Linked DNA regions of Homo sapiens: region 2 is linked to region 1. Evidence: read pairs that join two places in POLR2A ChIA-PET (ENCODE). Cell type or tissue: K562. All regions are shown on one strand. Each heading gives the region's core, and the rest is flanking DNA. Links, peaks and the distances in the headings are about the cores only. Region 1 overlaps RNF8 (ring finger protein 8). Region 2 overlaps TBC1D22B (TBC1 domain family member 22B).

The links. Peaks named below come from ENCODE experiments on the same cell type or tissue, not always from the same donor. Only the 100,000 strongest peaks of a DNase experiment are listed, where the experiment ranks them.
Region 2: POLR2A ChIA-PET joins it to region 1 with 6 read pairs; 4 of 35 experiments call an interaction of 5 or more read pairs at or near these places.

The regions. Positions count from the first base shown.
Region 1 is chr6:37,374,690-37,380,071 of GRCh38, reverse strand. It overlaps RNF8 (ring finger protein 8), which reads right to left. Exons shown (of 8, transcript NM_003958.4): 5 at 5,363-5,382; 6 at 3,039-3,146. Among named protein-coding and RNA genes, the nearest start is that of RNF8, 23 kb to the right of the region's middle. In K562, for the core only: no CTCF peak of the experiment used is centred there; no DNase peak of the experiment used is centred there.
Region 2 is chr6:37,299,042-37,304,423 of GRCh38, reverse strand. The region is part of intron 8 of TBC1D22B (TBC1 domain family member 22B); the gene reads right to left. Among named protein-coding and RNA genes, the nearest start is that of TMEM217B, 44 kb to the right of the region's middle. RefSeq lists a silencer at 194-243. In K562, for the core only: a CTCF peak has its summit at 330 (motif pointing left); DNase peaks (open chromatin) are centred at 293 and 2,133.

The DNA.
Region 1 (5,382 bases), core at 237-5,236:
GCATGGTGGCACAGTCTGTGGTCCCAGCTACTCAGGAGGCTGGGGTGGGAGGATCACTAGAGCCTGGGAGCTAGAGGCTGCAGTGAGCCATGATGGCGTTACTGCACTCCAGCCTGGGCGACAGAGTGAGACACTGTCTGGAAAAAACAAACAAACAAACAAAAACAAACAATAAAAAGTATTATTTTCCACCAATCTGATGCTTTTATAAAACAAATTTTTTAAAAAGAAAAACAAATTTATGTCTTGCTAATTGACATATGAAAGGGAACACATACTAAATATTAAGTATACAGAATTATATAAGACATCATCTCTAAAACTAAAAAAGTAAAATAATATAGAAGGCAACTAAAAATGCTGGGCAAAAAAAGAAACTAAAAAAGTAAAAATGTAGTGGGTTCGTTGACAACGCCTGAATATCTAAGTAATGTGCCAATGAAGAGAGAAAGCAAAAGGAAGCCTGTATTTGTGGGGCTCCTCTGAGTAATCCCTCTGGTCAATTTCTGCCTGAGCCCTTTTCACTCAGAAGAATACAAACCTTTTTCTTTGTTACTCTTGTTTATGTACATCTCCTAAGATACAACTTTTTCTGAGGCTCAAAAATGCTCATTCCTGCTCTTAGGATAACAGTGCAAAATAACACAGATATTACATATTTTTCAAATGCCAAGTTGAGCACAGAAGCTAGGAAACATTGTGTTTATTACATGAGACAAGCTCTCATAAACAGTACTGAAAACCTATCTGATAAAAATGAAGCATCTGGCCAGGCTCACTGTAATCCCAGCACTTTGGGAGGCCGAGGCAGGCAGATCACCTGAGGTCAGGAGTTCGAGACCAGCCTGGCCAACATGATGAAATCCCATCTCTACTAAAAATACAAAAAAATTAGCTGGGTGTGGTGGCGGGTGCCTGTAGTCCCAGCTACTCCGGAGGCTGAGGCAGGATCACATGAACCCAAGAGGAGGAGGCTGCAGTGAGCCGAGATTGCGCCACTGCACTCCAGCCTGGGTGACACAGTGAGACTCTGTCTCAAAAATAAACAAATAAATAAATAAATAAAATAAAACATATTTCTGAGACGAATTTTAAGAGGTGACCAGTAGAGTAGATAAGACAGTATTCTGTAAACAAAACACAGGGTCAAGTTGTTTATGTCTTATATGTCTCTGCAGATGCTCCAGGTTGGCTAACTCATCATTTATTTCAACCCCCGTTCCTTGTCTTCCTCTTATAGAGTCCATAAGCCCTGTCAAAACAACATAGAACTTCTCCAAAGTAGAGAATCAGATGACTAGAAATTATGGGAGAAGTTACGATCTGAAGTCCAAACGGACCCAGAGGAAAAGAAACAGTTCTGCCCAGGAGAGATTTTTCAAGAGGCTAACAGACCCAACTTCCCTAAAGATCACCTGAGAAAAGAAAGCTGTGTGTATATGTTTTTCTTTTTTTTTTTTTTTTTTTTTTTGAGACGGAGTCTCGCTCTGTCACCCATGCTGGAGTGCAGTGGTGCGATATCAGCTCACTGCAAGCTCTGCCTCCTGGGTTCAAGCAATTCTCCTGCCTCAGCCTCCCGAGTAGCTGGGATTACAGGTGCATGCCACCATGCTTGGCTAATTTTTGTATTTTTAGTAAAGATGGGGTTTTGCCACGTTGACCAGGCTGATCTTGAACTCTTGACCTCAGGTGATCCGCCCACCTTGGCCTCCCAAAGTGCTCGGATTATAGGCATGAGCCATTGCACCCGGCCTACATTTTTCTTTCTCTTTTTCTTTTTTTTCATGCCTTGCTCTGTCACCCAGGCTGAAGTGCAGTTGCGTGATCTCGACTCACTGTAGCCTCCGCCTCCCAAATTGAAGTGATTCTCCTGCCTCAGCCTTCCGACTAGCTGGGACTACATGCACACACCACCATGTCTGGCTAATTTTTGTAGTTTTAGTAGAGATGGTGTTTCACCATGTTGGCCAGTCTGGTCTCGAGCTCCTAACCTCAGGTGATCCTCTTGCCTTGGCCTTCCAAAGTGCTGGGATTACAGGTGTGAGCCACTGCACCTGGCCTTCTTTTTAAAGGAGTCTGAATAGCACTGTCATTTAGCAACTTGAATTTAACATCTGTGGTCTAAGGTGAACTGGTCACAAACAGCAGAATTTGTCAAATAAATAAATAAGCCAGTGCAAAAATATGATAGGCTAACAAATGGTAGAGGTTTCATTTCCATAAGGAGCCTCAGAGTCCCTGAAATATATTCAACTTGGGCCGTAAATTCCCAAAGTGACCACATTTTAATGACGTTTACCCCCTCGTTTAAAAGGTTGCACTATAAGCATATTCTCGGCATAGTGCCCATTCAGAGTAAAGAAAGAATAGCTTTTATTGAGCAGCTTTATTCTGATACTTCCAAAATCTAATTTGGCCCTGTTTTCTCCTCAACAACAAAGAGATAAAGGCTTCATTGCAGCTCAAAATGTTAATCATACCAAATAAACATTTAAGAACAGATGAAATGCCAAAAAAGGACAGTGAAGGGAAAGAAGATTATAAAAACAAATAAGAGGTGGTCATCTCTAGAGGTGACTTTGAAATCAAATAGTTATAAGTTCCTGGAAGAAAATCTCTTCAGAATGTTCCCCTATAGTAGAAGCAGCCTGTGTAGCCCAGGCTTCATTCAGGGTTGGGAGAATAAGAAGGGGTCGGCTGGGTGTGGTGACTCACACCTGTAATCCCAGCACTTTGGGAGGCTGAGGTGGGCAGATCACCTGAGGTCAGGAGTTCGAGACTAGCCTAGCCAACATGGCAAAACCCCATGTCTACTAAAAATACAAAAGCTTAGACAGGCATGGTGGCATGTGCCTGTAAGGGACCCAGCTACTTGGGAGGCTGAGGCACAAGAACTGCTTGAGCCCAGGAAGTGGAGGTTGCAGTGAGCCGAGATTGTGGCACTGCACTCTAGCCTGGGTTGACAGAGTGAGACTCTGTCTCAAAAAAAAAAAAAAAAAAAAAAAAAAAAGAAGGGGTGAGCAACTGTTCATAATTACCTCAATGAAGTATTCTGAACAAATAATACATTGGAGCTCATTCTCTAGCACATCATTCATGTGGCTAAGAACTTCTTCCTTCTGTGCTTGCATCTTCTCCTTCTCTTCCTGCAAGACACACAATCCTACCTGTCATTCAGAGAACCAACAAAAATGCAAAATGGGACAGGGAGCAGGGTCAATTATTTAGAAGAGGATTCAGTCTTAATGAGTGATTCATTCTGGTGCAGCAACATTAAGAATAGAACACTTTCCCTAAGGCTTATTGTTTTTCAATAATTGTTTTCTAATACAGAGCACTAACCTCCTTTCTTTCCTCTCCCTACTTGCTATGGTCTGAATGTTTGTGCTTCCTCCCAAATTCCCATGTTGAAACTTATTTTCAAACGTGATGGTATTAAGAGGTGGGGCCTTTGGGAGGTGACTAGGTCATGAGGGCTCCATGCTCATAAATGGGGTTAGTGGCCTTAAAGGGGCCCAAGGAGAGCTCATTTGCCCCTTCCGCCATATAGGGACAGACATGGCAAGACTCCATCTACGAATCAGAAGACAGCCCTCACCAGACACCAAACATGCCAGCATCTTGATCTTGGATTTCCCAACCTCCAGTACTGTGAGAAATAAATTTCTGTTGTTTTTAAGCTACGCAGTTTATGGGTCTTTTTTGTAGTAGCCTGAATGGACTAAAACACCACTTTTTCAGTATTTGCATTGCAAATTCTGTCTCCTTCCCCAAAATTAATCAAATGAGAAAAATGCAGGTGACATACTAACCACACCAACCACCCAAGACCAGATGGGACATTAAGTAGTTTATAGCAAGCTGTAGTTCAGACATTACATAAGATTATCCCAAACAATTAAAAACTCACTGGACAAGAAAAGAGGCATGAATAGTCCAGAGGCAGGAAACTTGAATTAGTTATAAAGTTGCTGTGTTCTTTGCAGCTGCCTTTTCTGTAAAGTAAGGTACACCTCTGGAGGCAGAAGGCTGGAGACAGGCCTCTTGAATTACCTTCAGGCTCCATGCTCTATGATACCTGCCACTTCCCACTCCTGCAGAGGCCTGCAGTACCATCTCCCCGGCTTTCCCCAAGAGGTCAGACTGCGTGTGGACACACTTTTTAAGGAGGCTCCTACGTATGCTCTCTTGAAGCAGACATTTATTTTAGCACTTCACCCCCAAAACAAAAAGCATTAAGAGCCCCTGAGGGGGAGAGGATAGGCCATTTGAGGTATATTTGAGTGGCTGGCTCATTTTTAATTGTTTTATTTTCTTTTCCACTCAAAGCAAAGACTGGCAGACTGCTTAGGGCAGTGAAGAAGGTCTGGACCCATTTCTAACCATAGTCAAATTCCCTGAGAACTTATGAATCACTGGGTTTAAAAAGATGTGGCAGTTTCTTGGAGGTTGGAGAGGAAGGTATTATGTGATTTAAACAGGAAATCAAACCAGCTAAAACAAGTCCCTCCTTCAGTTCTAGGTTGGTACATGGAGGGGGTGGGATGACAGATGCAGTCAGACTCAGGTATTAATTTCAAGTCAGAGGTTGCAAATTGGTGGCCTGTGGACTGGATCCACCCTGCAGACTTGTTTAGTTTGGCCTTCATATTAAAACACACACAAAAAGCTGAAGTTGTTGCCAATATTTAAAATTTGGGATATTTCACTTAAACATTTGGACTTTCATCTGCTGTGGAAAAATCAGAAGATCTGACAACACTGGGCCTGCACTTCTGGATGGCAACAATTGGCTGAGCAGAGAAGAGTTGCCTCCTGGGATGGGGGTGTGGGCAAGTACCCCATCCAATAAGCCATAGCCCGCACAGCTCCCTACTGTGTTCTTACATTCAGGCCACTTCACTCACTTTGATTACCAGTCTGGCCCTGGTGGGCATTTAAGTTTATAACCCCTAATTCAAGAGTTCTCCTGATTTGACATGGGAAGAAACTGCATTAAGTAATTCACTTTACTTTATGTAATTCAAATTACATAGTTCAGGAGGAACTATTTCTTGACTACAATATTCCTCAGTCTGTATCAGTGACACACTCTGAAGGAGTACCCACCATAGACAAAGGACTAGAATACAGGATGCAAGTGCCTTATTCCCAGCATTTTGCTTCTGAACAAGGGAAGGAAATAGATGTTGTCTGACAGGCAGAACCTGCTATAGGCCTCTATAATTTTATAGATTATCTCCCCAGAGGCAAGGAGCAGCCATAATTTCTCTCTTTATTTTCCCTAGCAACCCTTGCACTGTTGAAAATGCTGAGTTGCATGCACTAACCAAATTCTAAACTTCCATCTTCTTTCCAGTACCTTGGTCTGCTCTAATTCTT
Region 2 (5,382 bases), core at 146-5,145, 76 kb after region 1:
GTATGGATATCTGTTCTCATATTAGCTGATATTAGGGTTGTTTCATTTTATGTCTGTATAAAGTTGCTGTGAATATGTTTGTGCATGTCTTTTGGGGCTATAAGCCTTCATTTTCCTTGAATAAATACCTAGAAGTAGAAGGCAGGGTTTTTGTCTACTTCGTTTATGGTCATAAACCCCAGTGCCTAGAGCAGTGCCCTGCACATGTGGGTGCTCATCAAAGACTTGTTGACTAAGTGGTGGTGCTCCACCTCCATCCCTTAGGGGAGAGAGAACTTTCGGCTAATTCAGCACAGTATCAGAAAAGTGTAACTCACTGCCCTCCAGTGGCCAAGCCTAGTGAAGCTGTACTAATTTCTGAGTATTCTGCAGTTATGGAATTTTCATTCTCTCATTCATCTGGACATGTGTGGAATGCCTATTTTGGACACCAAAATGAAGGTACTGGGGATATGAAGATGTTTAAAATACTCTTTGGCCTCAAAGAATCAGAAAGTCTGGTGGCAGAGAGTAGGAGGGAAACACAAACAACTAGCGAGGTAAAGTGCCACAGGAGAAATCTACAGAGTGACAGAAATAGCACTATTAGATGCCGGGGGTCAGGGGGACCCCAGGGAAGGCTTCTAGGAGGAAGGGGAGTCTTAAAGGGTGCACAAAGATTAGCTCAGGAGATAAAGAGGTGGTGCAGGACAAGGCTTTACATTTACAATGTCCATTTTGGATTGTTGAGTTTAAGGGGCGAAGCAGGGAGCAGGTCACAGGGCCTTTACATGCCAAGTTAGAAAACCTGGACATTTAACCTATAGGTGATGGAATGCTAAGGAAGGATTTTTGTCAGAGGAGTTCTGTGGGCGAGTCTCTGTTTGAATGGTGTGCAAGATGGGTTTGAAGGAGATAAAACCGGGGGTGAGAAAACATGCTTGGCTGGTTCAGCAATCCAGGCCTGACCTAGGGCGTGCATAGTGAGAATGAAGAAGAAGCAGATTAAGAAACATTTAGGACGTAAAATCACCAGAGCTTTGTAAATGATTGGATATGGAAGAGTAAGGAAACAGAATCATGAACAATTCTTAGCATTTCTGACTTAAGTGACAGGAAATACTGCCAACTAAGAGAAAAGGGTGCCTGGGTAAGGGAAGGAGAAGAGCCAAACACCGAGTCTGAGGAGCCTAAGAATAGCAAAGATTGCCTAAAAATAACTGTTCCCTTCTTCCTCCTTGGTGACAGGACCCCTAAGTGTATTGGCCACCTAAGACAGACTGTTTCTCAGCCTCACTTGCTGCTAGGTGTGCCCACGAGATTAAGTTCAAACAAAAGAGAATCAAGCCCCAGAGTCATGCACAGCTTTCAGAAATGTTCTTAAACAGAAGAAGTATGCCTTGCTTCCTTTCCTTCTCCATACTGGCTGGAATATTGATGTGATGGCTGGAGCACAAACAGCTCTTGGATCATGAGAAAGAAACCACATGCTGAAGACTGCAGAATGAGAGAGAGCAACCTGGATCTCTGATATTTTGGAGCAGCAGATAAGCCCCAGATCACTCACCTCTGGACTTTTAATGTGAGAGAAATAAGCTTTTCTATCTTACTTAAGGAACTGTTACTTGGGTTCCCTGTTATGTGCAGCCTAGCTAATCCTAAGTGATCATCTATGACATAATCAGGTGGAAATGCCATGTAGGGAACCGGACACAAGTCAGAGGTCTGCGGAGGACTTCCTTTCCGAGAGTTCCACTGCTGTCATGCTTCCAGGTAAAATCTACGGTGAAAATCCTACTGTGCTGTTTTATGCAAAGGAAAAGAGAAAAGGTTACTTGATAATTGGTGTTGCATTTTGTACCTAAAAATATCATCAGACACCACTCTTCTTTTGAAAATAGGAAACATCATAAGTCCTGCTCTTCTCCATGACTTCCTTATATGAATCACTTCTGTTGTTCCTGTTAAGCAGTTTATTTTGATGATGGCTGCATGGTCAATTATATTGGACCTCAGTAGTTCAGAGCTAGACTAATATTGCCTAAGCCTAAAAGCTCTTGGAGGAAAGAGTTTAGAATTATACCACAGTCTCAGAGATAAGATTCCAGAGACTTTATCTCCCCAGGGGTGACCTCCCCACCTGCAGCACTGTCACCACTAGACCCAGACACAGCTGGCTTATCTGCAGAGGACCCACTTTTACAGGAGCAGCTGGCTTCAGCAGATAAAGAAGCTGCTTGGGGGCAAGGCTAGAGCTATAGACAACTTCTCTATCAACTCACAGGGGAATCACTGGAACTCACTGTTTCCAACTACTTTACAACAAACATAACATAAAGCATGAAGCAGGCTCAGGTACTAATTTTTAAAAGTGATAGAGGTGGTAGAGAATAGGTAGGGGAAGAGATATGAGAGAAGCCAAATAATGTCCCAGTGGCATGTGGACCCCACGGCTCCACTAGGGCAGATCCCCTATGCTATGATTCAGTGAGATGGGGCAGTGGGGTAAGGATGCCTGGAGAGACCTACCCAGGATAATGAGGGCAACTGCTGGCCTGTTCCATGAGAAAGATACTTGAGGCTTCCTACAGTAGGGAGAGTCACACCAGGAGGGCCATAGCAAAAAACCTTTGACAGCAGCTGCCTCATCCAGATACGCCAACATGAGAGAAGTAGAGAAGAGAAGCATCATTGCCCAGACAAAAAAATGATGCTTGCTGGCCACAATGTTGTATCTATCTCTGTTCAAGAAAGGTGTGAGGGTGGGGAGAAGTCTGTATTTCTTTGGAATTTAATTTATATCCAGCAACTGACAGGTAAATAAGATGTAGTACATCCATATAATAGAATATTTGGCCATAGAAAAGAATGAAGTACTGACACGTGCTACAACATGAATGAATCTTGAAGACATTACGCTAAGTAAAAGAAGCCAGACACAAAAGACTCCATACTGTGTGGTTCCATTTATATAAAATGTCCAGGATAGGGAAATCCCTAGATACAGAAGATTAGTGGTTGCCCAGGGATACACGGGATGGGAGGCTTAGGGGTGATGGCTAAAGAGTACGAGTGTTCTTTCTGGGGTGATAAAATGTTTTAAAATTGATTGTGGTGACATACAACTCTGTAAATATACTAAAAATTATTCACTGTACCCTTTAAATGAGTAAATTGTCTGGCACACGAAGTACATCCCAATAAAGCTGTTACCAAAAAACCCACAAAAATTGTAATTTATAAATTTATTGCAACTCCAATAAAAATTGTATTAATAAAAGGTTCCCCACTCCTACATTTGACAAAAGTTGATTCTCAAGTTCAACCAGATGAACCTGGAAGACATTATGCAAAGTAAAAGTTGGTTTACAAAAGGACACATGCTATATGAATCCACTTACATGAGGTATCTAAAATAGTCACAAACATAGAAACAGACAGAGTAGTGGCTGCCAGGGGATAGGGGGAAGGGGAAACAGAGGGTTGACGTTCAGAGGGTACAAATTTGACAACTGTAGGCAAGATGAATATGTTCTAGAGATCTGCTGTACAACCATGTGCCCACAGCTTACGATACTGTATTGTGCACCTCAAAATTTGTTAAGAGGGTAGACCTCATGTTAAGTGCTCTTATCACTATGAGAAAAAGATAAAAAATAAACAAAATTGAAAAATAAGTTCATCTGGAAGAACAACCAAGACAGTATTTTTTTAAAGGATAATGAAAGAGACTGGCCCTGGGTGGGGGGAATTTTTTTTAAAAAGCCACTAATAAAAAATAATAGCCAGGCACGGTGGCTCATGCCTGTAATCCCGGTGTTTTGGGAGGCCAAGGTGGGTGGAGGACTTCAGGCCAGGAGTTCCAGACCAGCCTGGCCAGCGTGGTAAAACCCCGTCTCTACTCAAAAATACAAAAATTAGCCAGGCATAGTGGCGATGCCTGTAGTTCCAGCTACTAGGGAGGCTGAGGTGGGAGGATGGCTTGAACCTGGGAGATGAAAGTTGCAGTGAGCCAAGATTGTGCCATTGCACTCCAGCCTAGGCAACAGAGTGAGATTCCATCTCAAAATAAATAAATAAATAAAATATATAATAATAATAATTTAACAACTTTATAAACTCAAAAAATCTAAGCTGTGTGGTACTGGATAGAAATGGAGACAAATAAAATCAAACCAACAAAGCAGCAGAACCATGTAATTAAAATTACGTAATATTATGAAGAGAGATTTCACATCGGTGAAAAGATGGTGTATTATTTATAAATGGTGTCGAAATAATTAGCTATGCAACTGGAATAGTAACTATAAATCTCAGTTCTCATCATACAAGAAAATAAATTAGTAATGGAATTTAAAAAGTTAAATGTTAAAGCCACAAGAGTATTAGAAGAAAACACGGGAGAGTATTTTTGTAATCTTTTTTTTTTTTTTTTTTTGACAGAGTCTCACTCTGTCACCCAGGCTAGAGTGCAGTGGCGTGATCTCGGCTCACTGCAACCTCTGCCTCCCAGGTTCAAGCGATTCTCCTGCCTCAGCCTCCCGAGTAGCTGAGATAACAGGCAGCCGCCACCATGCCCGGCTAATTTGTGTATTTTTGGTAGAGACGGGTTTTGCCATGTTGACCAAATTGGTCTGGAACTCCTGATCTCATGTGATCCGCCTGTCTCAGCCTCCCAAAGTGCTGGGATTACAGATGTGAGCCACCATGCCCGGCCAGTATTTTTGTAATCTTGAGGTGGGGAAGGAAAGAGTTCCTAAGCAAGATACCAAATCCAAAAACCCTAAAGGAGAAGCTGCTTCCCTCAGAGGCTTCATCACAGTTTGCAATTATCTGGTGACTTGTTTGTGAGCCTCCCTACCAGACAGGAGTTGCCACAAGGGCAGGCCCATGTCTATCTCCTGGCACATAGTAACAGCTTAATAAATACTTGTTGAATGGACAGATCTGACTGTATAAAAATTACTAAGTTCTACATAAAGAGACACAAGTAGCAAAGTTAAGAGATAAATAATGGTCTGGGGAAAATATTAGGTTGGACTACATAAAATTCCCATGTTGGGCGGTAAAAAAAAGGTTGAGTATTAACAATTTATATGATTCAACCTAATATTTTTAACACATAGCAGATGAAGGATAAATTTATCTAATATACAAAAAGCTCTTACAAAACAAGACAGGTCAATAATCCATTAGAAAAAATAGGTAAATGATTAAACCAGCAGACCACAAAAGAAAATGATAATACAGATGAGAAAAGATACATAATATCACTGACCAGAAAGTGGAAACAAAAACTGAAACACAAACCATGGTTTATCTGCTAGACAGGTGAAATACACTAGACTTCATCCATACACAGGTTTTGCTAAGGAGGTGAGGAAAAGTGCATCCACACATTTC